Regions from separate parts of the Homo sapiens genome. Here region 1 is linked to region 2. Evidence: chromatin loops called from intact Hi-C (ENCODE). Cell type or tissue: PC-9. All regions are shown on one strand. Links, peaks and the distances in the headings refer to the core of each region. The heading gives the core; the rest is flanking DNA.

The links. Hi-C counts contacts between places; a loop is a spot of excess contacts. Peaks named below come from ENCODE experiments on the same cell type or tissue, not always from the same donor. Only the 100,000 strongest peaks of a DNase experiment are listed, where the experiment ranks them.
Region 1: a loop joins it to region 2, with 13 times the contacts of the local background. A loop is called at or near these places in 2 of 110 quality-filtered maps.

Annotation. Positions count from the first base shown.
Region 1 is chr6:45,915,644-45,930,864 of GRCh38, forward strand. All of the region lies in intron 4 of CLIC5 (chloride intracellular channel 5), which reads right to left. Among named protein-coding and RNA genes, the nearest start is that of CLIC5, 93 kb to the right of the region's middle. RefSeq lists enhancers at 8,663-8,812, 11,084-11,748, 11,749-12,412. In PC-9, for the core only: CTCF peaks have their summits at 7,316 (motif pointing left) and 7,517; a DNase peak (open chromatin) is centred at 8,338.
Region 2 is chr6:45,600,791-45,616,011 of GRCh38, forward strand. No RefSeq gene overlaps it. Among named protein-coding and RNA genes, the nearest start is that of RUNX2-AS1, 32 kb to the left of the region's middle. In PC-9, for the core only: a CTCF peak has its summit at 8,179; DNase peaks (open chromatin) are centred at 7,121, 7,781 and 10,221; H3K4me3 peaks cover 1,462 bases; H3K27ac peaks cover 5,524 bases.

The sequences.
Region 1 (15,221 bases), core at 4,024-12,023, 310 kb after region 2:
AAGGAACATAACATGGGAGAAGGCTTTTACAGTCTTGGTCAAATAATTATCTGTCACATAATTTATTTAGACACAAAAGCAGACAAAATACCCAAAAGAACAACTGTGGGAAGCCATCATCACTGAAAATCGTTTTGCCCAGAATCTCGTAGTCCTTTCTAATCAGAGAACACTACCATAGAAACTTTCTACTTGAGCTCAAAGGACAAACATGGAGGAGATGGCTGACCAGGGCATCAGTCACTGCACCTGTGTCATCAGCCCCATCCCCAGACTCTGGTTTAGAGCCTGACACTGAGATAATGGAAGTCGATCCTGCTGTTCATTCCAGTAGATACAAGGCGGACACTGCCTTCTGGAGGCAAAGCCAAGAGGGCTGTACTCTTGTTCAGATTTTCCCAAGTGTGCCTTGTTAGCCACTCCTCTCATAACCCACTTTTTGTCTTTTCATAGAAGGCCTTTTGTTTGAGACAATGGAAAGACACCAGCCCAAGATAAATCAATTGAACACTTACTGGAATGTTTGAAAACTGCCTGGAGGTTGGGCATAGTTTCTCAATACTTTCTTCTCCCTGGTGTGGCATTTGAACTACTTCATCATCTGCTTTGTGTTTCCAGTTTGGGAGAACAGAGTAAGCAGGGCTGGGAAAATGCAGTATATTCCTTAATAATTGTCTAGACTGTGATGGGATTGCAAGGCTATTCAAAGGCAATGGCAGAGGGTGGGTACTAAACAATGCTTATTATGCTTTTCTCCCTGAAGCACTTGTGATTTATTTGTTTGCTTGCTCAATCCCTCTACCCCTTTCATTCCTGGAGATTACAGCAAAATCTTGATTATAATGAAGAAAGGAAGAATCAAATACTGGGCCTGTCAAAATTTGACCAACTAATATCATCTGAGGGAAAGAGTCATACGATAGGAGATGAGACATTGCAGGTTCTAATCTCAAATGGCCCTGGAGACCTGAGTGGGCTGTTGCACAAGTCTGTGCCCATGTCACCAGGTCTGGGAAATATCATGAAATTTGGTGAAAAGCCTAGAGCAGTGATTGAAGTTCCTTGGGAAGATAGTTCTTTATATCCCTCCGGTAATTCCTCGAGATGGAAGGCATCAAGTCTGGTGACAGGAATCATTGTTGATTCATGTTGCAACTGTGACATTCCATGGAGCTTTCCAAGTCAGCACATTCTGGAAGGCACCCTCTGTGTATCAGTCTCCTCACTTGGGTTTGTGTATTTTTGACCAGGAATGTGAGGGCTGCAGTTGGTAACAGCCGTGGTAGAGGAAGAGGAGACAAGGCAACAGGGAAAGGACTGCAAGGCCTGGGACTAAACTGTGTTTAAATCTCAAGGCCGCCCAGGGTGAATTCACTGGGAAGCTGCTGAGCCTTAAGCTTCAAGGTGTCTTGCTTTCCTGGGTCCCTTCCAAGCGCTTGGATCTGATTTCAAGAATTCTGTATTGGTACTTATTGTATTGCCTTAAGGCTTCATAAATCCCACAAATGTCGTTGATCCTGGCACTTACATGTGACCTTGGACAAGTTCCTCTACTTCACTGAGTTTCTGCTTTCTCATCTCAATAACGGGACTAAGGATCCTTCACCCTGTTAAGACCACTGCTGGGGTTAACTCAGATAATGCAGGGAAAGCACCTAATACAGTGCCTGGCCAATACGAGGACATCAATTAATGGTAGTTGTTGCTATTGCCTTACCAAACGTGGGGTCCTCCTGTTCTCTGTTCCTTGCCCCATACTCTTGGTCAATATATTCCTGAATATCCCAAGGTGCAGTGGAGAATGGGTGATTTTAAGAAGCTCCAAATTTGTGGCCAACTCCCTGGAGAGGAAAATCAATAGCCTGGAGATTTGCTTCCCTTACTTATTTAGTATACAGCCAAAGCCCTGTTCCTTATACTCCCTTGGGATGCTCCTTGGTGATAAGCTGTGTTGAAAGGCACACCCATAGCAAAATAGACACAACATGCCTGTGTGCTGAAACACTACCATATTATCGGATAGCAAATGGCAGTACCCACTATACGCTCTGCCAATTCTTTTCCTCCCACCTGCCAACTCATTCCTCTGACCCTGGCTCAATCTGCCATCCATAGAATTTAATGATCTCTTTTGACTGATGGTACACAGGTCATGAAACTATTTGAACTTTCTGCTCTGGTAGGAACAAGGGGGATGTGAAAGAAACTAGAGCAACAAAAAGATGTTAATTCTTTGTGTTTAATTCCTCGTAAATATTTGATATCCTCACTCCACATAATTACTCTGAGTAGTTAGATGGGGGTATCCCTCCAACTACAGCAAGTGAGCCTAGGGTTGGGGCACCCAAGACGCAGGATCACTAACATCCCAGGGACTTGATAGATACCCAGTGTTTTAACTGCTTTCTTCCCCTCTCCGCCTCTGCTCCCCATACAGATTTATTCTGTACCACACACAAATGCACTGGGTAAAATATGTGATGAGGAAACAAGGGGAATAGTTCATAAATATTCTGAGCCATATGCAAACAATCTTAGATTTATTTTTCTCTTTTTTAAGGAGGAAAAAAAATCCACCCATTCCATGATCACTTCCAGATTCATTGAGGTTGATATTACATAAGACCCAATATTGTTTTCTCGTCGTAGAGAAATAATGACTTGGAAACAGCAATTTGAGCTAAGAAAATAATATATTCTTACCAGGGCATGGAGGCTGAATGGGGACTGGGGAGCCAAGACTCTAACCCAGCCTCCAACAAGTTCTTGCAAGAACAGCTCAGCCCTGGTTTGCTGGCAAACTCAGTGCAGCACAGGTCCTGATGAGCATAAGGCAAAGCAGACTCCTGGGGCTCAAAATTCACATGGAGAGGAGCAGATATCAAAGGTGGTCTTTGAAAGAATGAGAACAGCTCTGTGGGCCCAGGTGGCTGCACGCTCAACTTCTCATATATGGTTTTTCTCTTGTATGTGTGTTGCAGCAAAATAAAAACCAGGAACCCACCTGTGACCGTTGTCTGTAGATTGGATGGGTGTCTGTTCAACTCTCCATGGAGAAGGAGGTTGTGGTTATTGGGCACTGGCCTGGGCCGAGTACCCTCTGCCCTATCTTGTTCCTTTTATTGCCCTAGTCCCATACCTTAGCACCAGCAAGGAAATACACTCACTGAATTCCCGCAGTGAGCTAGGGATGTTTATGCAACTACCATTTAAACACACAATGAGGCTATTGAGATGGAAAATATTATTCATCGTCATTCAACAGATGAAGAAACTGAGTCTTAGACTTACCCAGGGCACATACGCTTATGCAAGCACACACATAGCTGGTCCTTAAACCATTCAAACTACTCCTGGGACGTACAATGGAAATGTGCCTTGCTTTGTTTTCAACTGCTATGGTCTTCCTTACAAGCTCCTAACCTCTGGGTGGTGGAAAAACAACAACAACTTTAATTTCGTCCATTTTGGATTATAACCTAGTCTGATGTAATCATCTAAATAGTCCCCCTAGAGAATTCTGTCTCTTTGCATTGATATGCTCAGTTTCCCAGAGAACCTGCCCCTCCTTGCTCTCCTTCCTGAGTCAGTGGCACTGGGAATTGGGGACTAGGCCCCTGTGACCTCACAGCACTGGGGAGATGGGGTTTCTGGAATCTATGGGTGGAAGGCTTTGGAAAGCGAATACAGGTTCTGCATTTCTTCTGTTTGCTTCCTTCCAGAGTAACCATGGGGATGCTGGGTGGGGGTTACAGGTGGGCTGCTTGCCTCCCTCCACAATCTGGAAGGATACCCAAGCAAAGCACCACACGGAGCTCTTAACATGCTCTAGTTCCCTGACCCTCCCCCCCACCACCTCTCCTTTCTTCTTCATCCCCAACTCCCCTGTGCTAGGAAGGGTGGGCTTTTCTTTTAGTTTTCCCAGGTCAAATGGCCCACCAATCATTGAGCAGAAAGCCTCGCGGCCTTGCTGCATAGCCAGTACAACTGTTTCTACTCTGTGAGTCGAGGCCTCCAGGCAGGGTTTTTGATGGGTAAAAATTGAGAAATAAAAGAGTTTAGAACATCTTAGACAATAGGTTGGGTAAAAGTCTACTGTCTTGTTGAAAATGCTATTTTGAAGATCAAAAGCTGAATATTGAATTCTTTTTTCTGTCTTAGAGTTCCTTTTACAGAAATCCTAATCTCTCTGAGGTCAATGAATGCCTAGGGCAGATTAGAATCACGTACTCAGAGTGACAGAGAGAAAAAAATGTTCAATCGATTAGCTCTATTATAATTTAGGTGCAAAGCCCAGGATTTAAGCGCAGGGCTATTAGATTCTAAAACATAAACTCCTTCTACTCTGCAAGGCCACTTCTGGGTGCAAGGACTGTCCCATCACTCCTTGGGTATTCACGTGGCCTGACAGGTGCTGCAAAATGTTCTCATTCCCCTGACAAAAGAGGATGGGGTTCCCCTCATGACTCCCCCATGCCTTACCTTCCAACTAATTTGGTAACATATTTGTGTTCTGCTACCAGTGCTTGATTTCAGATATAATTCTTAGTACTTTCAGCGACCGTGATGAGGTCAAGAAGGAGTTTTCTCTGAGTAGAGGGGCAACCATGACCCATCACATCACTTTTCAACTCTGCCTGTACTAGGGGCCAGTGCTGTCACACGGGCTGTGTGACAATGAAACATCTGGTCAAAAAGTGAGAAATCCATTTGGATTTTTCCTAGGAGGAAAGAAATATCTAGATATTGAGAAATACCTGGAGCACTGAATGAAGTTTTTACTTTTCATCTTCTCATTTGAGATCATGTTGATATAACCAAAGGGTGCAAAAAAAGTACAGTGGTGGTTTGAGAAAGACCATGGCAGACGGAGATGTCTCTGGCCATCACATATTTTTGAAGAGAAAATACAAAGATGGCCACACTTGTTGACATTTGATAGTTTAAAACGTGAATGGTAACGTGATGGAAACAAAAAATAATAATAAGAAGAATATCACCACTTACTCATCTGTTGGAAGAAGAAGCCTTTCTTTCCACAGGCAGCTAGGACAAGAGGAAGAGACACTGAGAGAGATCAGATGGACTAGGCCAAAGATCCAGGAGCAAGCGGGATGTAGGAGCCCCAGCAGGGCCCAGGAGGATTGGGAGGGTGAGGAAAAGGGCAGGTGCAGGCCAAGCAGGCAGAAATGTAGATGCTGCTATAACGAGCTCAATTTTGAGGAGAGGCAAAGATATTCTAAGGGGATTTTGAGGATGTTCAGCTCTGTGATGGGCAGTGTAACCAATCCCCTCCCCCACCAGAAAACTTTACATAAAGATCTGCATTCATCTTTCAGGTTTTAGAAATGAGTCATGTAGCTTTTTTCTCAGTTGCCAAAGTCCTTAAAGAAAGAGAACAGTAGCCCAGTTACAGTTAGGTTATATGAGTATGAATGACCACACAAAGGCAAAATTATAAAGCAGGTGGAAACTGGGGTTTTCTCATCCGCAGTGACCTTTCTAGGACTCATGGCAGGTAAGGGGGGGCTGATTTTCAGGTCCCTTTGTCTTTTAAATAATGTCTACACCAGATTCTTAGACCACATGAAGTCAGAAATGGCAGCAAGGTTTTAGAAGATGGGAAGGGGACTTTCTATCAGGTCTGATGGGACGCTCTCTGCTGTGCCTGGGCCCTCTGGCTATGTTTGCATGTCACTGGTTTCATCAAGGAAGAAACAGAGAATCTGGGTCGAGTATGTCGGGGAGCCATGGCTTCTGATAACAAACACAGTAGCAGAGCAGCACATTCACTCTGCCATAAGAGATTTGGGTTTGAATCCTCAGTTATGCTTGTTCACAGGTTCACATCATCTAGTGTCTGGTGCAGAGTGAGACTTGATTAAAGTTAACTGCTATTATTATTATTACAGCTATAGAACTTGGGTTTATGAGAGGATGAAGGGGAAGAAGACACCGAGAGAAAGATGAGAGAAGAGATAGCTCAAGGCAGAAATTCAGTGTCTGAAGTGAAGTTTATCTGAACATCCTAGCATGTTCCAGGTCCAAGGAGAATCCTGGAGAGCTTGCAGGATGAAGCTTGCTCTTGACTTTCCTAACATGTTAGGGATCTAAAGTTGCCTGGAAGCATCTCTTTGGGTTTGGCTTTGCTCTCTCCAGGCCACATGGGTGTGTCACATTTTCTTAGTTTGACAGTTTAGAGAGTTCATGTCCACCTTTGGCACTGAACCAAGAACACTGGACTTGGCCTCATAGCCAGAGAGGAGGATGTTGTCAAATTGGCCCTGGGTGTGAACAACCCAGGGGCTCACATGGGGGAGGCAATTCCCAGGCCTCCGTTTCTAGGCACTGCTAAAAACAGGAAAGGCAGAAAGACAAACAGCGGTTTATGAGAAAGCAAAATGCAATGGCAACTTCAACAGATTCCCCACTGTTCCCTCGTGTGGCGTCAGCTGGGCTACAGAGAGTGTGCAGCACGTGGTGCCATGGGTATTATTTGTTTGTTCTAGAAAGAATTTCAGCCTCAGAGGGGAGGATGAATTAAATGACAAGCTCCTATAGTTCTTTCCAGTAAGAAGCCAGTAAATGATTCTTTATTTGAAAGATAGCGTTTAAGTCTTACAATTATGGTGGGTTGGGATATAGGACACTGTTGGTTGCCCACCCTCCTCTGTGGTGGGGAGAATGGGGTGTTTTCTGATGTATTTCCAAGGAATTCAGAAACTTTCTTAAGGAAGACACAGATTCTCCACATAGCTGCTTCCCCAAGCTCTATAGGGGATTCTTATAAAGAAGCATCTTTTTATTTAATACAGCTCCACAAATCACCCTTATATTTGGCGTATGTTCAGAAGTATTAGTACAACAACAAAATGCATATTTTTTTTAAAGGCAAGAGACTTTGGCCAGTATTTGGCTATGTTTAAAACACCAGCATGGTAAACATTTAGGACAACTTTAGCATGCCTTTAGTATAATATTTTCTTAAAGTATGAAGGGAGGTAGGGACTCCAGATCCAAATAATTTTCTAAACCTCTTAAAAGCCACAGTAGATTTGAAGAGAAAGATTATCACTTAGGTCTTCGAATTAAGTTTCCTTTTGTGTACTCATCTGTAGCATGTAAGCTGCCTGAATGTTTATTTATCAACAGGAGAAGGGAGGAAGAGAGAGAGAGAGAAAGAGAGAGAGATAGAGAGAGAGAGAGAGAGAGAGACTGACTGAATGTGGGAGGAAGCTGCAGAGCTAGCGAGCTCAGGAGTGATCAGGGGAGAAGTTCTGGTTAGGGAACCCGGCCCAGACTTTAGCCATGGGGCAGTGGCGACACCTTCTGGCTTATCCCTGAGCAAACAAACAAACAAACAAAAAACTCCCCAAAAACCTATTGTGTATTTTCCACAGAGAACATGTACGTGTGTTTTCTATTAGACTTTCCAGAAACTCATAAATGATTGTAGAACCCATCGTGCTAATAGAAAGTACGGCATAAATGCTGACGGAAGCTATTAATGCTGATTGTAGTTTATGTGGCCAAATGAATCAGGCTGAAATCTGTGAGTTTTTTTATGGTTACTTTATAACAGGTTATTTTTAAGTATCAGGCCATAGATTAGGTTTAATGCGGATGCTCACACACTTAGAATGAGCTGGTTAAGAGAGATTCTAACTTTATCAGTCATCCGTTCCAGCGTTTAGACCTAGAGATTTTTCTCAATTCTCCCTCCCCCAAAACACTTAGGCTGAAGTACATTCACCACATTTTGTCTTGTTTCATCCTCAAATAGCCACATCTTTTACATAAGAGCCATTCACAAACTTAAAAACTGCCTCTGTGCCACTGCAATGCTAGACTGAAATAATTACTGGATTTGGTGATTCTGTGAATATCCTACAAATTCTCTTCCAGTTGCCCATTCTTTTATTTGTTAAACAGGCATCTATTCGGTGCCCACTGTGGGCCAACTTTGTGCCCCTTTCCCCACATGGATTGCTGGGTGAGGACCCTGATGGGGAAGGTGGGAAGTGTTGAGTATATTTAAGGAAATACACATGGTAGTCATTCATTGAGTATTCATCGGATCGTGAACTGATTTGATCACCATTTCCTAAATGACACACTCTTGTTTAATTCAGCACTACATACATATTAAATAGTGGATTATATTAAATGTTAATATACGCAAGTCAAGAGCACAGATCATGGGACCAGCTGCCTGGGCTGGGGTCCTGACCCTGACACATACTAGCTTGGGCAGGTTGCTTAACCGGTGCTTGTTTCCTTCTCTGCAAAGTGGAGATCATAACATGGCATACCTTAGAGGGTTGCTGGGAGCAATAATTGAGTCATCACCTGCAGAGGGCTTAGTACAGTGCCCGGCATGCTGTAAGCAGTTGTTATGTACAATGTGTATGTGCAACGCATGATGATGCTGATGTATGAGAAACAAAGCATACAAAAAAAGCAACAAAAAATTCTTAGAGCTGCAAGAAAAAAGTGGCTCTTGCCTCTGGCTCTGCTCAGTAAACATCGTGCTTGACTCATCCTCTGCCCTGAAATGCTGACATGAACAGGGATATTCAGCTGTTCCTTTCATTCTGACTCTACAGCCAGAACCACAGTCCCCCAGCCGAAAGCCTTCATCATAACAGATGTGAAATGGGGCAACCTTAAAGGTTGGGGGTGACTGATACTTACACAGAATTCCCCAGATATGCTACAAGTACACCTGGACCTCCCTCCCCCTTGCTCAGAGCAGTTCCCTGGATACCCTAATGTGCCCCAGCAAAAATTACAGTTTGTGGGGAGAAGCTACCCATTGGATGTTTGAGTTGCACAGCTTTTACTACATGAGTCTTGCATCTCCTAAAGTTTGAAGTGTGTAGCAAATTAAATGTGCAATTTTATACTTCTGTTTCCTGAAATCTAGTAGGGGGTAAATGACTCAGATTTTTCCAGCACCAAAGGAGAATTTAAAATAGTGTGTCCTTTTTGGCAATGGCTAGGACAGGTATTTTCACCAGAGAGAGAAAAAATATCACCTTAACTTGAAAGTGAATATATAAGAATTGAATATACAAGAATTCAGTCTCCTTTTATTTGTTACTAGTAGAAGACAGAGCCCATATATATATATATTTTCAGGGTAGCAATGTGCCCTATCAAAAATACTCATCTTCCTAGATTCCCAGAATTTCAGCTACAGAAGGCCAAATAACCAAGTTCTGGCTAAAGAGATATCGGTAGAAATTAATCAATGGGCTTCTGGGAAAGATAAGATAGATGCGGCTGGCATTGTCTGGAATGCGGATGTGATGTTTGGGGGTGGAGCAACCATCCTGTGAAACAAGAATGAAAGTCACACACGAAAGATGGAGAATTAGGAGCTCTAAGCAGCAGCTCAATTCTCGACTTCTTTCAGCAACTACATTTGCCTGGAACTCTCTACTCTCTGGACTTCTTGTCATGTGAGAAAAGCAAATTCCTCTTAAGAAGTAAACATTTATCAAGAGTGCTTAGAACAGGGCATGGTTCATAGTAAAATGCTATATAGGTTTTGCTAATAAAATACATGTTTGCTTTAGCCACTGTAGTCAGGCTTCTATTACAAACAGCCAAACACAACATTTGCCAATATACATAGGTATTGCCAACATGCCAACATGTCATTATTCCGCTTTTTTTTTTTTTTTTTGAGATAGAGTCTCGCTCTGTCACCCAGGCTGGAATGCAATGGTGCGATCTCAGCTCACTGCAAACTCCATCTCCCTGGCTCAAGCAATTCTTCTGCCTCAGCCTCCCAAGTAGCTGGGACTACAGGCGCGTGCCACCACGCCTGGCTAATTTTTGTATTTTTAGTAGAGACTGGGTTTCACCATATTGGCCAGGCTGGTCTTGAACTCCTGACCTCGTGATCCGCCTGCCCTGGCCTCCCAAAGTGCTGAGATTACAGGCATGAGCCGTCGCGCTCAGCCTCATTATTTCACTTTTATTCTAGCACCTTGCACAGCGTATGGTACTGAATAAGTATTTGTTGAAAGAATAAGCCGTTCAGTGGGGTTTGAGGAAAGATGAAGGACCCTAAAATCATGTGACTCTATTTATATACTTATGTAATAAGCTTTAACTCTGTAGAGGAACAACAGTTCCCTTTCTTTGTATAATAGTAGCCCTTGGTCTTTTGAGGATAGATGAAGGGATTCAATTAGTTTGGCCTGAGATACCCTCCCACAGAGTCCCAGCCACTTTGTTATCAGAGCCAAGAGAGAAGCATAGGTTAGCATCAACCTCTCTGCCAAACGACTCAGGTAGGACTGAGGCAGTTTCAGACCTGGGCAAAATGTTGAGTAAAACTCATCTTAGGGTCCCCACAATGGAAACAGAACATGGATAACTATCATTGCAAACATCAGTGGGCATGAGACCATCAGAGTTAGAGCTGAGTGCAGGAGGTCTGAGAAATCACGTGGCTCAACCCTCCCCTCCCCAGAATGTTCTGGAAGGGAAGAGGTTCTAGACACTAGCACAGAGAAACATATATACACACACACACATACACACACACACACACATATATACATACATATACATATATATATATATATTTTATTTTTTTTATTTTTTTTGAAATGGAGTCTCGCTCTGTCACCCAGGCTGGAGTGCAGTGGTGTGATCTCGGCTCACTGCAAGCTCCACCTCCTGGGTTCATGGCATTCTCCTGCCTCAGCCTCCCGAGTAGCTGGGACTACAGGCACCCGCCACCACACCCGGCTAAATTTTTTTTTTTTTTGTATTTTTAGTAGAGATGGGGTTTCACCATATTGGCCAGGCTGGTCTTGAACTCCTGACCTTGTGATCCGCCCCCCTCGGCTTCCCAAAGTGCTGGGATTATAGGCATGAGCCACCGCGCCCGGCCAGAGAAACGTATTTTATTTACCTTGATCCAGATCATTAAATGCTTTGTCCACCAGGGGTCTTAGAAAAATAATTTGACCTCTGGCTGCTAGCTGAAAAAAGTCTAGAATTTAGCCTTCTGTGTTTTCTCTTTTGACTCTTGGTGAAGTATCACTTTTAACACCAAATAGAATTTCCCTTGAATGTGGTTATAAAAATAATGGTGAAAAGAAAAATCCCACTTCAGCGAAGCCCGCCAGCACACTGGCCATCCTAGTGAGGAGAGCTGCTCAGGTTCTTGCATTCTTTTATTGATTGGTTCTAAGTGAGATTATTCACCATGAAGCTTGATATCATATAACAGAGGCTACAAAAGCATTGTATGTTCTCACGTCAAAGACAATGCTAGTCACAGAACATCATAGGATTTAAATGGGGACTGGGAAGTTTTAAATAAATACAGTCAGAGCATAGGGGAGTCTGCAACATGGGGACAGATTTAAAAGGTGAGGTTCCACAGCGGGGACAGGAAGTGGCTGGAGGACGTGCCCGTGGCTCTGATGAGGCCCCGTCATCATCTCCCAAGCAAAGGCATAGACAAGGTAGAGGTGTGTTGAAGTGTTTGTATACTTTTTTTTCTCTCATTTAACAAATATTGATGGACCATCTGCCCTGGGTCAGATGCTGAGCTGGGGTCTGGGGTGACAATGATGAAGGAGGCACACCCAGCATGCTTCCTCACAGAGACAGCTGCTCAGAACCCTGTTTCTCACAGCACAGCCCTGGACCAACAGTGTCCGAATCGCCTGGGAGCTCTCAGGCCTTGCCCCAGATCCACTACCTCAATATCTGCTTCGTAACAAGACCCTGTGGGAAACCAGGATATGCCACCCCCAAAATAGGAAGGATTGTTGAGATGAAGACAATTCAGAAGAAACAGAGGCAGTAAAGCTCTCTGCCCTCCCTCTATTTGTCTAAAAGCAGGACGTAGATTTACAAAGACAAAACGTATCTTGCCTCCCCCCTTCTACCAGGGAGAACCACTGAAAACAACTTAAGACGCTTATGCTCCTGGAGATGGCCCTGCAGGAATCTACATTGAACAAGCTTTGCTAACTGGCCTTTATCTGCCATTCATTTGCTATCCCCCGAAGTTGCTGCCCCTAGAGACTCAAAGTGTTTTTTCCCTTGTCACATCTCTAAAAGTTTACTGTCCTTTGATGAGGATGCTGTGAAACTAGAATTCAAAGCCATCTCTTTGAGAACTCCTCATTATAGAAAATATACATGTTAATAAACTTCTGCTTGTTTTTCTCTTGTTAATCTGTCTTTTGTTACAGGGGTCCCTTCCAACTAAGAACCTATGGGGGTTATTCTTCCTCTAAAACCCCCACGGGATTCAAATGTATTCGCAAGGTAGAAAATGGTCTGGCTAACAAGAGGAATGAAAAGAAGTGCTGCTTTATGCTTAAGCCTTAAGTCTGTGCCTGTCTTAACTCATGAGGCTACTCCGGCTCAGCCTGGAAACAAGCTTGAGATGGGGTGGAGTGCCTTCCTGCAAGACGGCGCTGGAGCAGGATTTGAAAGAAAGCCTGGGGTTTTAAAGCCAAAGTTCCATGTAGCAACTTTTTCCCAACAAATTACCCTCTCTAAACTGCTGATAAAGTCAGAATACCAGACTAGATTTAATCCCTGGTTTTAGTTCTTATGTCTTTGCAACACTAGTTGGTAGCAAAAGATGTTTAAAAGCTGAGAAATGCTGAAGCTTTTGCTAGAAGGTTCAGTGCACCACCTGGATTTCACATCTTGTCATTTTCAGCCCCAGCTCTACCAAAAATGAGGGAATCTGTTCTACAGGTTAACTTATCCAGAGATATTCTCCCCTAAAGGTCAGCAGAAACTTGGAAAAAGTTTCCTCAAAGCTACGTCCTAACCACAGACAAGGGGTTATGAATGTAGTAATTGTATAAACCAACTGTGATACTTTCAACCTACACACACACAATGAAATGTAGACACACACACCCATGGACACACTATTGTACTTCTGTGGTCTGCATATCCTGTGCTTAGTGGGATATTGTGTCCCATCATGAATATATTGTGTCCCATCATGAATATAATTTTGCATGTAAGCACTTTCTTTTAGATTAATTGAAATGAGCCTGTCTAAGGAGGTATGTGATGGCCTTTGCCAGTACATAAGAACATCAGAACACACACGAAGTGCATAAGTGTGTGTGTGTGTGTGTGTGTGTGTGTAGAGAGAGAGAGATTGAGAAACGTATTTGGTTCCTATGTGTAGACTGCACAAAGACAAGAGGTGTTGGTTGCATAGGATGAGGTAACGGTAGGAAGAGGTGAAAGAACATTTAACTCATGTGCAAATCAGTTATTTAACGTTCCTTTATTCCCCAGGTCTTGATCTGCATCCAGGCCAGGCCAGGAGAACTCATTCTGGTCAGACAGCGGGAAATTCCACCACATGGAATGGTGTTGGTGGTCTCCGCTCTACTCCAGTCCAGGAGCCCACACAGCAAAATTCCACTAATGAATGCGCCCACCCACGCAGGGCCCAGCTCTCCCCACCCCCTTCTCCCCATGCCTGCCCCATTCAACAGGCCACGCCACCACCAACCGCCTTCCTTACAACTGCCCAAGGATTCGTTTCAGGAGCAAGATTTGTTAAATTATAAATTGGAAGCATCCACCTCAATAATGAACCAAATCAAAGACCCTCTGGAGGAATCCCTCAGGCAGCTCATGGGAGGGACCAGAGGAAGCATTTGCCCACTCCTCTCCCTCCTGCCCTCAGCCCCAAGGACCCTCCATGAGGGAGGAGACGAGGACATGCAAGTGCAGAGCCCACCAGACCTCCGAGGTGGGTCCCACCGAGCCTAGGTTATTTGTTTTTCCTTACAAGAATGCTAGTCAAAGCAAAACTTTAACCCAACAAACCAACAAACAAAATACCCCTAGTTGGCTATTTGCACACAGGGGTTGCCAAGGAAGGCAGCCTGAAGGGTCCCTTTGTGACCAGAGGCGTTTTTGAAAGGAGACAGCAATGGCTGCTTTATGAGGAAGTGGTGAGACGGTCACATGTTATCCGCATTGCTGTGGAGGTCGGCCTGACCACCCAGGAGCCTTCACCAAGATGGCCTGATAACAGCCCACCGTGGGGCTCCCAGGCCTCTGCAGCGGTCTTCCTGGGACCCAACTGTCCTCCAAAAGAACTGCTTCCAACAGAGTAGACATGGAGCCCCACGGCCACCTAAGTGACTCTGTTTCTGAGCATGCTACAGGGTAATTAGGTTTCACATTCCTGCTGCTTTTTACACACGGCCTTAGCTTTCTCATCAGGCCTGTGGCAGAGCACAAGGCAGAATGAGAAGGGGGGTGCCGCATCCATCCCCTGGATGGCCAGGCCCTCCAGACAGGGCCACTGTGACACGGGGGCTGGGGGCTGGGAGGGAGGAAGGGGAGAAGGCATGAAGCGCCTTATGATTGAAGTGGCTTGGAATAATAAATATACACACTCTTTTTTAAACGTGGCTCACCACATCCTGGGAATCTGGAAAAAATGCCCCACTTCACTGTCCCTCACCCTCCTCCCCACCTACCCCCCAGCAGCAGTGGCTTTCATGACGCCTGGGGGAAAGCACAGGGCCTTTGATAATAAGGGGCTTGTTAGTTCTAGGCTAACAGCCCTCCCAGGCCGCTCTGAATCCTTTCAAGCACTTTTTTATTTTAGGTCAAGGAAGTTCGTAAATGTAAAGACTCGAGATTGTAGAAGGAGAAGAGGAAAGGGAGAAAGAAGCATTTGGGGGTAGTTGTCATTGGGAGGGGCAGCCAGGGACCTCCTATGGTAGATCCGTCAGGCCTGGTGGACATGCCCTTCCCTTGGTGTGGGGGACAGATAATGGAAGGTGGCTTTGAGCCTTGAAGAAGACCTAGCCTTGTTTGAACCGTCTAAGCTTTGGCTTAGATAAAACTGAATCTTTGTATAGGAAGACCCTTTCGAATCCACAGGCCTTGAATAAATCACATCAGCTGGCTCTGGCGACGATTCCTCTGCCTGCCAGAAGAGGGCAGCACATGCTTCCTCATTACAGGGAAAGCTGGGCTGCCCAGTCCAAAGGGTGGACACTAGGTATGGAGGCGGGGGGAGCACTGTGAAATTAATAGCAGCAGCAGCAACAGCAGCAGCAATAGCTATCACATATTGGTGCCTACTGTGTGCCAGGAACTGTCCTAAGTGATTTATATGCATTAATTCATCTAATTAACATGACAAATCTTCAAGAGAGGGTGCTATTACAATCTCCATATTA
Region 2 (15,221 bases), core at 4,361-12,360:
AAAGCATTATACCTAAACACGTCATAGTCAAACTATTAAAAGATAGAGAAAAACTTGAAAGCAGCAAGAGAAAAGCAACACATTAAGTACACAAGAATAACAATGTGATTAAAGTTGAATTTCTACCACAAACATTGGAAGTTAGAAGGCAATGGATAACATATTCAAATCCTGAAAGAAAAATGTAAACTGAAGTTATTATATTCAAGAAAATTGTCCTTAAAAAATGAAGGTGAATTAAACACTTACCCAGAAAAACAAATATTGAGAGAGTTCATTGCTAACAGACCTGCCTTACAGGAAATATTAAAGGAAATCCTTTAGGCTGAAAGGAAATGACACCAGAGAATAACTTGAATCCACGTGAAGTAACAAAGGACACTGGAAAAGGTAACTATGTAGGTAAATAGAAGAACTGTATTATATATTTTTCTCTTTTCTTCTCATATCAGATTTAAAAGATCATTGTGTAAAACAATATTTATAAAACTGTATTGTTGGGCTTATAACATATAAAGATTTAATGTATATAATAATAGCACAAAGGAAAGGAGATAAAATGGAGCTATATGTATGGGAACAAGTTTTCAATATTGTACTGAAATTCAGTTAGTATTAATCCAAAGTGGATTTTGATAAATTAAGATACATATTGTAATCCCTAGAGTAACCATATGAAAATATTTTTAAAAATAGTTTTAAAAGCCAATAAAGGAATCAAAATGTCATATTAGAAAATACCTATTTGACACAGAAGAATGTAGTAAAGAAAGAACAGATGAATTTAAAAAGCCATGGGATTTATAGAAAACAAATAGAACATGGAAGATGCAAATCCAAGCATATCAGTAGTTGCATTCAAGGCATATGATTTAGACACTTCAATCAAAAGGCAGTGATTATCAGCCTGGAAAAAAAAACAAGATCTAACTATGTGCTACTTTCAAGAAACACAATTTAGATTCAAAGATACAAATAGATTTTTAAAAATGGAAAAAGATACACTGTATAAATAGAAACCATTAGAGAGCTAGAATTGGATCGATTAATGTCAGATGAAATATGCTTTTAGACAAAAAGTATTATTGGAAACAATGAAGGATATTTTGTAATGATAATTAGATCAATTCACCAGGGAGATAAAAAAGTTACAAACTTATGTACACTTAAGAAAACAGTCCCAAAATATATGGAGCAAAAATGGAAAGAATTGAAAGGAGAAACAGATAATTTGACAATAGTTGGAGCATTTAACATCCCACTCTCAATAACTGATAGAATAACTAGACAGAAAATCAGTAAGGATTTAAGAAGACTTGAACACACTATTAACCAACTTGACCTAACCGACATCTATTTCTATAGATGTATAGAAGTCCACCCAACAACAGCAAAATACACATTCTCTTCAAGCATATATGGAAACGTCTCCAGAACAGACTATATCCTAGGTCATAAAGCAAAGTGTCAATGAATTTAAAAGCATTTAAATAATACAAGGCATTTCTCTGAACACAATGGCATTACATTAGAAATTAACAAGAGAAGTAAATGTGGGAGATCTCCAAGTGTTTGGAAATTGAACAACACATCACAAAGGAAATAATAAAATATTTTTAACTGAATGAAAACAGAAGCACATCATCAAAATATATATGATGCAGCTAAAGTGCTTAGAAAGAAAAAATTTTTAAATAACAGTTTTATTGATATATACTTCACATACTGTATAATTCATCCTTTTAAAGTGTACAGTTCAACAGCTTTTACTGTATTCACCAAGTTTTGCAACTATCATCAGTCATTTCAGAACATTTTCATTATTTCAAAAGAAACCCTATACCCATTACCAGTCACTGCCTATTGCCTCCTTCCCCCATTCCTTTGCAAATACGAATCTAATTTTTATTGCTATGCATTGCTTATTTTGGACATTTAATATAAATTGAATCATTCAGTATGTGGCCTTGTGTGTCTGCCTCCTTTCACTTAGCATAATGTTTTCAAAGTTCATCCATGTTGTAGCATCTATAAGTATATCAATCCTTTTCATGGCTTAATAATGCATTGTATAGATATACCACTTTTTTTTTAATCCATTCTTTAGTTGATTAACATTTGGGATGTTTCTGCTTTTTGACTATTATGAATAATGCTGCTGTGCACATTCATGTACAGGTTTTTATGTGGATATATGTTTTCAATTATTTGGGGGCATAAACCTACTAGTGAAATTGCTAGGTCATGTGGGAGATCTATGCTTAACCTTTTGAGGAACTGTCAAAAAGTTTTCCAAAGTGACTGCACCATTTTACATACCCACCAGCCATAAAGTATATCTATGAAAATCCCACAGACTCAATGGTGAAATACTTCCTAAAGTAAGAAATAAGAGAAGGATGTTCTCATCACTGCTATTCAGTATTGTGCTGGAAGTTTTAACCAGGGAAATTAGATGAGAACAAGAAATAAAAAGGTAAACCAGATTGGAAAGGAAGAAATAAAACTATCTCCACATGCAGATGAAGTGATTTTGTATACAGAAAATCCTAGGTATTCCACAGAAAAGAATGTTTAGAGCAATGGAACTAGTCCAGTAAAGTTGCAGGATACAATATCAATGTATAAAAATCAGTTGTAATTCTATACACTAGCCATGAATAATCCAAAATAAAATTAAGAAAATAATTCTATTTATAATAGAATCAAAAAAAGAAAGTACTTAGGAATAAATGTAACTAAGGGAGTATAAAGCTTTATAGTAAAAACTATAAAACGTGGATGAAGGAAATTAAAGAAGACATAAAAAAATGGAAAGCCATTTCATGTTCATAGATTAGAAAACTTAATATTGCTAACACGGTGTATTAGTCTGTTCTCATGCTGCTAATAAAGACATACCCCAAACTGGGTAATTTATAAAGAAAAAGAGGTTTAATGGACTCACAGTTCCACATAGCTGGGGAGGTTTCACAATCATGGAGGAAGGCAAAGGAGGAACAAAGGCATGTCTTACATGGTGGCAGGCAAGAGAATGTGTGGCAGGAGAACTGCACTTTATAACGGGCAGATCAGATCTTGTGACACTTATTCACTATCATGAGAACAGCATAGGAAAAACCCACCCCCATGATTCAATTATCTCCCACTGGGTCCCTCCCATGAACATGGGGATTACTGGAGCTACAATTCAAGATGAGATTTGGATGGGGACACAGCCAAACCATATCATGGCTATACTCCCCAAATTTATCTGTAGATTCAATGCTATCTCTATCAAAATTCCAACTGCCTTTCTTGCAGAAATGGAAAAGCTGATCCTTAAGTGTTCCTTGGATTATTGCAAGCCTTTAGTTAATTTAGAGTTCTGAAAAAAATTCATTTTGACATTTTTGCCAACGTTCTCAGCTTTATAGAGGAATTGACTTTCAAACGTCCTTTCTTAAGAGGGTCCATTTCATAAGAGGGAAATTTATAAATTTATGCATCTATATTTGAGAAGAAGAAAGATCTCAGATTAATAATCTTAGTTCATATCTTAAGGTACTAGAGAAAAGAAGAGAAAACTAAGCCCAAAGCAGAGGGAAGGAAATAATACAGATTAGAGTGGAAATGAATGAAGCAGAACACAGAAAAACAAGAGAGAAATTTAAAGAAACCAAAAGTTGATTCTTTGGAAAGATCAACCACACTGACAAAACGGTAGCTAGACTGGCCAAAGAATGAAGAGAGATAAGACACAAATTACCAAATTTAGTGATGACCCTGCAGAAAGTAAAAGGATTAGGAGATACTATGAACAACTTTATGCCAACAAATTAGACAATTTAGTTGAAATTGATAAAATCTTAGAGAGAAATTATACCAAAACCAACTTTTTTTTTTTTTTTTTTTTTTTTTGAGATGCAGTTTTGCTCTTGTTGTCCAGGCTGGAGTGCAGCTGCACTCCAGCCGCACTCGACTCACTGCAACCTCCACTTCCTGGGTTCAAATGATTGTCTCACCTCAGCCTCCCAAGTAGCTAGGATTACAGGATGCGCCACCACACCCAACTAATTTTGTATTTTTAGTAGAGATGGGGTTTCACCATGTTGGCCAGGCCTGGTCTTAAACTCCTGACCTCAGGTGATCCACCCCCTAGGCCTCCCAAAGTGCTGGGATTACAGGCATGAGCCTCCATGCCAGGGCCAAAACCAACTTCTTAGAGAAGAAATAGAAAATCTGAACAGATCTATAACAAGAAATTAAATTTGTAATTAACACTCTTCCAAAAAGAAATATGGTAGGGAAGATGCCTATCAAAGTCTTTGGCATAGAGTTGGCCCCAAATAAATGTGAGTCCATTCCCTCTGGCCCTTTCAGACAATGAGGTATCAAAGCCCTGAGCAAAACTTCTCTCCTCTGTTGAATTCTATGGGGACCTGCTGTACCCACTGATGTAATTTTAAGAGCTAAAAGTTACTTATATGTGGGGAACTCACTTTAGTGCTAATTTTAAATGATAAACGCTAAGATCATGGATCATGCAAACCAAGATATCTTGACCTCAACCAGATTCCATCATGAGCAGGGTCAGTTTTTAATGATACTTACCCACAATAACCTCCACCTCCCCCACCAGCCGACTCAGCACACATCTACCCCGACACATCCCTAACAACACATCCAAACAACCAAACAAAAACTCTTAAATATGGGCGGCTCTTTTTTTTCCAAAGATTGTGATCTGGGAGGGACAAGAAAAGGATCGTATTTCTTTTTTTTTCTTTCTTTCTTTCTTTTTGTTTTTTGGAGACAGAGTTTCGCCCTTGTTGCCCAGGCTGGAGTGCAGTGGCACAATTTCGGCTCACCGCAACCTCCGCCTCCCGGGTTCAAGCTATTCTCCTGCCTCAACCTCCCGAGTAGCTGGGATTACAGGCATGTGCCACCAGGACCGGCTAATTTTGTATTTTTTTTAGTAGAGACGGGGTTTCTCCATGTTGGTCAGGCTGGTCTCGAATGCCCGACCTCAGGTGATCCTCCCGCCTCGGCCTCCCAAAGTGCTGGGATTACAGGCGTGAGCCACTGCACCTGGCCGGGAAGGATGGTATTTCTAGTTGACAGATGAAGAAACTGAAGCAGAGAGTCAAAGATATTATGACACTATGGGAGGTACAGCGACTACTTAAACAGTTATCTTAGTTTTCCAATTAGTACAACAGAGAAAAGAGACAAAGGACCTAGGGTCTAGGTCCAGCTTGCTGTTGATTTTTGTCAAACTGTTTCTTTCTCTAGGTCTCAATTTCCTCATTTTAAAAACAAGACACTAGTCCTTGAACTACTGTGAGGACTGCTATGAAGAGCAGTGTCTGATCCTGGCCTGAAGGCATGCTGTGTTTCTTGTTCGTATTCTTCTAAGTGAAGCTGATTCAAGGGAGGTTTGCTGTGATTGTGTAATTGTCTGTCTGAGAATGGGCATTACAATTAGAAAAGAAAAGAAATATTTATATCAATGAGCTAAATCCCCAACTTAGGAAGTTAGGGGAAATACAAGAGTAAAGATAAAGAAAGTAGAGAGAGGGGAGAAGTAATAGTATCAGAAGGGATTAATGAAACAGAAACAAAGATTCAACTGAGGATTGTCGAAAGCCAAAAGCTTGTTCTTTAAAGACTACTGGATATCTGCAGAAAAATTAAGCATGAACAAACCATGAAAAAAAGGACAACTATAAACATAAGAGTTTAAAATTATTGGGATAACTTAAATAACCTTATACCATAAAGTTGAAAATTTAAGTGGACAATTTCCTATTAAAGCATATTACCAAAATTGACTCAGAAATAATACAAAACCCCAATTGACCTATAACTATTGAAAAAATTAAAAGGAGGTCTCTTCTAGCCCTAGTGGTCTATGAAAACTTCCTTTCCTCTCTCGCTTTCTCTGTCCCTCTCTTCTTCTACTTCTCTGTCTGTCTCCGACTCTGTCTCCCTCCTTCTGTCTCTCTGTCTCTCTCTGTCTGTCTCCCTCTCTCTTTGCGTGAGTGTTTTGAACATGCAGAATCAACGCTAGAATAGTTTCTACTTGGAGTGACTATCTCTGCGTGAGCAAATTAGATGTGTGTTCAGTGGGAAGTGTTATGTCTAATGCCCTCTAAAGAGCAGGCAGTTGTGTGTGGGGGGGATTTCTTTTAGGATTGGTGCTATTGCAGGGTGTGGGTGTGGGAGTGATGGCCTCGCTGAAGTTTTCATTTGAGGCAGGCAGAGCTCCTGTTAGTTCCTAGCTCCTGAAATGTAGTAGAGGGAAGAGCAGTGGGGAGGGGCCGTGGGGCAGAGTTTTATGTGTACCTCTGAGGTGTGCACAAGAAGGCAAGGACAACAGGTTGGGGACAGAGTCTGAAACCTCTCAACTTCTACCCCACTGCTGCAGGCTCAGCAAGGATGAACATATTCTGCACCTGGCTTCACACTATGTGGCTGGCCAGCTTTTCTCAGGCCAGTCATTTTCTGTAGAAAGGCATACTTGGGAGAGTTTTGTTTAGGGTAAGATGCCACAGTCGAACCAAATGGCCATGTGTACGGCTGGCCCTTTAGAGACTTTCTGCTCTGTGCAGGGATGAAGCGGGAGGTGGGAGGGAATCCTGTGAGGTGCTGAATCCAGGTTTTCCCTTGTGGAATTAGGGAGAAGATTATACATAACCCCTTCACCTCATCTCACCCCCTCTCCAGGAGACTGTAGGTGCCTGAAATGCTGAAATTAACTTTTGTTTCTTAAGTTGTATTCCCTAATAAAACAAAACAAAACAAAACAAAAACTACTTTCTGATAACATATTTTTACAGGAAAGAAGGAGGTTTAATTAACCAGATGCTGTGCCCCTTCAGTGAGGTTGGGACTGATTGGGAAGTTAGCCACAAAAGGGACATGAGTACAGGTGTCAAGGAGCACTTCATTGTTTAGGGGAGGACTGTCCCCAAAAAGCTTCCTGCTCACTGAAATGCTCCCAGGAAAGTGGCTTGCTGAAAATGGATCATAGACATGTTTTAATCCAACTGCTGTTTTTCAGGTTAAGCAAGATAGGTTTCATTTGATTGCTTTTTGCATTTTCTTTTTTATCTTAGATAAAGGGTGTGCCTGGTTTTTCTGCTGCGAACAATGGCCTGATTGTTAGAAGTCTTGCTTACATGTATATATGTGTGTGTGTTTTGCCATGACTCCTGTGTTTTGGAAGTCTTTGGGGACAGATGATATTTATGAATGATGTCCCAAGGGTATAATCAGTATGACTCATTCTTGGAACCAGTTTTATCCGTTAAGGGGTGCCAGCTGCACCCAGTTCACAACTGAACATACTCGAAACATCTTCCCGCACTAACCTACTCCTGGTTTGGGGTCAGAAGGACATATTCTAGTAGCTTTTCTACTTCTCCAGGGGTTTAATTTCCCATGACGGGGTCCTGGGGACTTTCTGTTAAGAATTTTGACAAGGTGAAAACTGTTACATAGTTGAGAATGAAATTGTGTTTCAGGATTTCAGAAAACACCCCCACAGGAAATTTTATGAATTTCATCATAATAGCAGTCATAAAGAATCCTATTTATTCTCTGTCATTCTTTAAGTAATTCAGAAGAATGTCCTGATGTTATCGTCTCTGAATTTATAGGACACCAGTGAGGCTGGCAGGGTGGATTTCATCATCTCTTTTATTCTGCCTCTTACCCTCCCAACAAGTCACCTTGAAAACGGGGGTTACTGAGGCACACATTGGTCATAGGATGTTCAAAAACCACTACAATAAGGCAGGGTCAGAATTAGAGACCACGTTTTGGTTTCCGGGTTAGAAAGCTTTCATTTTAAATTCCACTCCTATCTAGTCAAGCCGGAGTTCCTGATGGCATCTGAGACTTAATTTGAGATGTTGAGGTGTGTCCTGCCATGACCTTTACTGAGGGCTGGCTTTCAACAAATCTGATTGGCTCACTTCTCCTCAACCCAGCATCACCTCATCTCAAAGGCATTTTCAGTTCTCTAGGAGGCACCTGTTGCTCCTTGTGCTTTGCTTTCTTGGCTTTTCCCATAGATGGCGGTCCCGGAGCACGCGGATCAGCCCAGTCGTGGTTCTCTGTCTCCCCTGCCATGTTTTCTGGTGTCTTCATGACCACAAATTATTGGATCCTGGGAAATTGCCCTGTTTTCACTTTGTTCACCCATTTTGCCAAATCAGACATGTGACCAGTCTGTGGATTAGGTAGGCAATGCCCTCCCTTTTTTTTTTTTTTTAACCCATCTTTGAAATAGCTGTCTGACCTCGTCTCTGGGAGAGAAGACATGTGGAGTGTGGAAACACACTTCAACCTGCACATCTGGCGGAAGAACAAGAGTGGAATTCCTGGATCAGTTTCTTGGTTTGTGGTCTCTGGGGATTGCTCGTTGAGTAACTCCACATCACATCACTTCACAGATAAGGAAGATGTCATCCCCATGGCATCTCTGATTTCGGCACACGCTTCAGAAAACCCCCAGCAACTCATCTAGAACATGATGTTTTAAGCTGCTATAATCACCAGCCAACTTTGAACATGTGCCATGCACATGACGGCCTTCCTTCTTGCCTGTGAAGCTTGAGTATGAGTCTGCCTTAGTGCACTCCCTTTGTCCAGCTCCTATTGAAGGTGTCAGTGCTGGACCCTGGGATGCAGTCCTGAGCCATAGTGCCTGCAGGATGGAATTCTTCTGGCAGGCCCGGGCTGTGGACCTAGTACAACACCAGGACTTCCTGGAACAGGCACTGAGTGGAGGTCAAGAGCCCTTGGTTCGTTCCTCCCCTGGCACAATTTGTGAGATGTTAGGCATGTCCCCTCTCTGGGGCTAAGTGTCCTTAACAGCCAAATGGGAATAATTAATACTTGTCTTACATGAGGCTGGGAAGGATCTTGACTATTTTGGAAAATGGTGTCAGGATTCAACTGAGCCAGGCTGGAACAATAGATCAAATGGGCTAACAAGCTAAAGTTTAATGGGGAGAGATTTAATGTCCCAGTCATGGGCTCAGAAACAACTGTACCAGTCAGGAATGGGGAGGAGCTGAATAGGCAGGAGCACATGAGGGTGAGTGTTGGACGTTGCAGTTAATGGCAACACAGAAATGAGGACTCTGGAAACTCCAAGTGCAAACAGGCTGCATTAGTAGAAATGCAGTTCTCAAAACAAGGAGGTAATAGTCACATTGGCTAGACTAGTGCTGAAGAACTGGGCTGGATTTGGGACCCCACCTTAAGAGGGCAATGAGGTCCCAGGGTGTATCTGGGGAAGACTAACCAGCATGGTGACAAGTATGAAAGCCTGGGGCATCCAGGGATCAGCAGACAGACTTGAAAATGTTCTTTTCCTTCCTGGAAAGGGTTCATTTAGCAGGATCTGATCGCTGCCCAGAGAACCAACCTATGACAAAAAAGCAGGAAAGCAGTTTTTTGTTGTGGTTGTTCAGACTGGTCCCCCAGCTTTTAACCTTGTCTCCTGACAGCAGCCAGAGAAATTCTTATTAAATATAGCATACATTCACATGGTTCAAAACCCAACCAACCAACCAAACCAACCCACCAACTAACCAACCAAATAAATAAATACATAAATAATGAACCAACTAACCAACCAACCAACCTAACTAACAAAAAGCATAAAGACAAATACAGGACAAAGCCTCCCTCCCACCCTTGTACTCTAGTAGGGACAGTTTGTGATGGTCCTTAAGAGTGTAGTCTCTGAAAGCTGTGCTGCCTCAGTTTGTCCCAGTCCTGCTACTTCTTAGCTGTGTGGCCTTTGGCAAGTTACTTAACTTCTCTGAACCTTAGCTTCCTCATCTGAAAAATGGGGATAATAATGGTACTTATCTAATAGGATCGTTGTGAGAATTAAATGAGTACATCCACATAAAGTACTTAGAACAGTTGCTGGCATACAATCAATTTCACAAATGTCTTAGCTCTCATTTTTCTCTGCTTAGTTCTCCCCTTTCTCCAGTATTCAACCATTATTTTTATATTTCATCTGTATTTTATCAGAGTTTTAAAATGCATATATTATATATGCAAATGTGAACGTCAATTCTTATTTTTCTTATTTTTTAAGTTCCAAAGCTAGTATATTAGACATATTGTTCAGCACCTGGCCTTTTTTTTTTTTTTAACTTGATAGTATATCTTGGAGATTTTTCCACATCAGTACAGAGAGAACTTCCTCATTCTTTTTCACAGCTGTACATATAAGGAAGAAGTTTCTAACAATTAGAGCTTGTTTTAAAATAAAACTCTGTCAGAGGAAGCATTCAGGTGAGGAATAGACAGCCACTTCTCAGGTACGATGGAGTAGAGATTTATGTGTCAGTAAGGCAGTCAGGCTAGAATATTTCTACTGTTCCTCCAACTGAGATTTCTTGATCCTATGTTAAGTTTTCCAAAGAATCACAGAAGAATTAAAACCTGTCTAGAAACAGTACTGTTGCTTTGTTTATCTGACTGGATTCTGACCTGGGGCTCAGCCAGCACTGGGTGAGGGGGACTTTAAAGAGGCCCTCTTGCAGGGCCCATCTGTGCCATCTTAGAAAGCAGGTGGCTCTGAGACAAGGTCCAGGTTGTCCTCTAACCCCACCTAAAGCTAACCTGGCCCAGGTATTATTACCTGGAGGGAAGAAGGACTCTGCTGCAGGGAGACCTCGAGCCACCCGTTGGCAGGCATAGTCTCATTGAAATGTGTTTTCATAGGACACTGAGTTTATCCCTCATTTCTCAGCCTGGAACTCACCATTGCAGGTACAACTTCAGTGGAGACCAGCATGACTGAGCTTCCAACAGGCAGCAATGACTCCAGGGCTCTTCTACTACCTGCCCTTTCTGAGTGTTGAATTAGAAGGGAGGTGAGAGATTAGCTCGGCTTCCCTCTACCAGCAGGCCAATAACCAGAGGGTAAAGGTCTCCAACTTTGAACATGTGCCATGCACATGCAGAAGGTAAGTGATTGCAGGAGATTGTCCATGTGGTGGTAAGGTCCCCCAAGCTTCAACAGAGCCTGAAATGTCCTTTCTAGACATGAAGCATTTTGAGTTTTTTTATTCTGCCAGTCTATAAAAAATCCAGGTCTTTTTGAAAGAAATAGCACAAGTATTTTTTAAGCACGAATTTTTCAACCTGAGTAGCTGAGAATAGAGCTCCTCACTGGGCACTCGGACAAGGAAGCAAGACGGAGTCCACATGGGAATGGGGCATGAGAGGTGGGAAGGTTATTGGGGTCTGGCCCTGGCTTGGGCCAGATGGGACCAGATTCTAAATGGATTCACTCTTGTTTACTTGTTAGGATTCTTAGCAGAGTCTTTGCTGCAGCAGCAGTGCTTAATGGGGGAGGTGGGGGAGAGGCAGGCATGAGACTCCCTCCCACAATCTCCATAAATACAGGGAAAGCCATGGTGAATCTTGATTATACACTGTCTATTGAAAGCTCCCCAAGGAGAGGGGCTATGCTTTATACTTTTTTGAAGTATAATTTACAATAAACTACAAATTTTTAATGTGTACAATTTAAAAAGTTTTGACATGTATATCTACCCTTGAAACCATCACCACAATCAAGCTAATGAACATATCCATCACCCCAAAAGGGTTCCTTGTGGCCTTTTATAATTTCTCCCTCCTGGTCCTCCTTGATTCCTCCTTCATCCCTAAACAATCACTGATCTGCTTTCTGTCACTATAGATTAGTTTGCCTTTTCTAGGATTTTATATAACTGGAATCACAGAATAAGTATTATTTTTTGGTCTGGCTTCTTTCACTCAGTGTAATTATTCAGAGATTCAACTATGTTGTTACATCTATATAGTTCATTCCTCTTTACTGCTGAGTATTATTCCACTGGACAGGTATTTGACACCTGTTTATTCATTCACCCATTGACAAACACTTTGGTCGTTTTCAGTTTTGGGCTATTACAAACGAAGCTGCAATCAGCATTCATGTACAAGTCTTTCTGTGGACATACACTTGCATCTTTCTTAGGTAAATACCTACAAGTGGAATGAATTATGTGGTAGTTGTGTATTTTTTTGTATTTAACTTTTTAAGAAAGTGTCAAACTACTTTTCAAAGTGGTTGTACTATTGTACCTTCCCACCCAGCATTGTATGAGAGCTTCAGTTCCTCCATATCCTTGTCAACACTTGTTATGGTCAGTCTTTTTAATTTTAGACATGCTAATAAGTATCTAATAGTTAGTGGTATCTGATTATGATTTTAAGTTGCATTGTGTCCTTAATGTACATTTTCCTAATAAGGACTGGCACCTTTTCATCTGTGTATCTTCTTTGGTGAGGTGTCTTTTAAAATCATTTGCCCAATTTCATATTGGGTTGTTTGCTTTGTTATCATTTAGTTCTGAGAGTTCTTTGTATATTCTAGACACAGGTCTTTTTTTCAAATCAGCTATGTGACTTACAGATATTTCCTTCTAGTCTGTGGCTTGTTTTATCCATTTTGTAATGGTATCTTTTGAAGAGCAAAATTTCTTAATTTTGATAAAGTCCAATTTATAATTTTTCTTCTTGTATGGATGTGCTTTTGGTATCATATCTAAGAAATCTTTGCCTAACCACAAAATCACAAGTATTTTTCCCATTTTTTTCTTCAAAAGTTTTAAAGTTTTAGGTCTATAAGCCATTTTGAGTTAATTTTAGTATATGGTTTGAAGAATGGATGGAATTCCATTTTTTGGCATGTGAGTATCTAATTGTTCCAGCAACATTTATGGGGAAGAATTTCCTTTCTCCTCTAAAAAGCTTTTGCACCTATTTCAGAAATCAATTGGCCATGTATTTGTGGGGCTATTTCTTTTGTAAGCTTGAACCCTACTCTGTCATAGCCCCAGCTCAGGGCCAGCACATGGCACGTGTTTAATAACAGCTCGGGGATATAACTTGACTCCAGCTGTTTTCAGGAGTTTCTCATTAGATGCAGTTTAGTGCTGCTGGTTTTAGGGACAGTAATGCAGTGAGGAAGTCAGATGGCGTGAACGAGCAGCAGTGTTCTGTTAGTGCTGCGCCAGCACATGCTGGTTCTTGTTCACAGTGCACCCAATCGTCAGCACTAAATAAATCAGGGTCAGCCTGAGTTCCTGAAAGACTCTATGGGAATAAACCTTCCCACCAAGCCAGCAAGTTTCAGAAACCACGCCTCCAGCTTGAGAAACGTGGGATTAAATCATCAAAAATGCCGTCTCTAGCAAAAGTCCCTTGATCTCTGTTAACTCTCCATAGCAGTGCTGTTCAGTAGAAAGCAAATGTAAGCCATATATATAATTTAAAATTTTCTAGTAGATGTATTTTATTTTTTATTTACTTGTTTTTTTGAGACAGGGTTTCACTCTGTTGCTCAGGCTGGAGTGCAGCGGCATAATTATGGTTCACTGTAGCCTCGACCTCCTGGGCTCAAGTGATCCTCCCACCTCAGCCTCCCAAGTAACTGGGACCACAGGCATGCACCGCCATGCCTGGCTAATTTTTTATTTTTTGTAGAGACGGGGTCTCCGTATGTTGCCCAGGCTGAACTCCTGGGCTCAAATGATCCTTCTGCCTTGGACTTCCAAAGTGCTGGGATTACAGATGTGAGCCACCTCACCCGGTCAATGTATTTTAAAAAGTAAAAATAAGCAGATGAAATTAATTTTATAATATATTTTTAAACTCAGCATATATAAAATATTATCATCTTCATAATTAGTTGATATAAAATTATTCATTAGATATTTTATATATTTTTGAACTAAGCCTTCAAAAATCTGGTGTGTGGTTTATAGTTATAGCACATCTCAATTGAAACTACCCACACTTTAAGTGCTCAGCAACAACTTGTGGCTAGTGGCTGCCGTATTGGAGAGCACCACTTTTAATCACGCATCACATTTCTTGCTTTAACACTTCCCCTTTCTTAAAATCTTTATTGAATGGGAAAGTCCTTCCCTCTGGACATCAGCTTCTCTTCTCCACCATAACCTCTCCTGTTGCAGAAAGCCAAAATCAGAGGAGGGGGAGGAGAAGCAAAACATCTTGAAGATGGAAAAGATTAAAACAAAATCTGCTGGGCATGGTGGCTCAGGCCTGTAATCCCAGCTCTTAGGGAGGCAGAGGATAGCTTGAGCCCAGGAGTTCGAGACCTGCCTGGGCAATATAGTGAGACTCGGTTCTCTACAAAAAGGAAAACAAAAACATAAAAACAAAACCTAAGTTCAGGTAAAACAAAAGCTCATGAGTCAGGTTGTATTTACACAGCAAGATGAGTAAGAGGTGATGAGGAGGGCTCAGTGGTGCAATGGAGTTGGCTGATGCTGGCTCCACAAAAGCTTAAACTTTTCAGGAATTTTGCAAGCCAGTTGTTAAATACAGACATTAATAAGAATTAAGTTATACAAACTTTCCACTGAACAAATTATATTGAAAACATACAAAATATTCAAAACTCACCATATCCAAATTCTGTTACTGCATTTCACTATTATCTATGCTTTTGAGGTTATTGATGGCTATTCCATCTGAATGGTGGAAATACTATATGATTTCATACTCTTGAGCATCTCTTCCCGACTTGGTGTCATAGCTTGAAATTGGTAGGGGTATTTACACCACAGGAAATGGTAAATGCTAAAAGCCAGGGCTTTCATCCAAGATTTGCCAGATGCTAACCCTTCACCAGCACACCCCTAGGAAAGCTCCAGGAGGTGTGAACTCATTGAGATGAGGGATGCCTGACACATTATAAATGTTGAATAAATGGTTGTTATGATTACAGTGATTGAAAGTCTGAATAAATCCTATCCCTGTCCCTTTTCCCTGTCCCCACTCACAAGAGGATGCTTTTGTGTAAAACAGCCTGCATTGTTCCTGTAGTTTTTTTTTCCATTCACCTCTACTCTGGACTATTCCACATTCAGAGTTCAAGAGTGAAGTCAAGAGCTAGCAGGTACAGCCGACTCTCAGTGTGGTCTAGGTCATGAATCCCTAAGCCCTGGGCCACGGACCAGTATTGGTCATGGCCTGTTAGGAACCAGGCTGCACAGCAGGAGGTGAGTGAGCATCCCTGCCTGAGCTCCACCTCCTGTTGGATTACTGTCAGCATTAGATTCTCATAGGATCCCGAACCCTATTGTGAACTGCCCATGTGAGGGATGTAGGTTGTGCGCTCTTTATGAGAATCTCATGCTCCC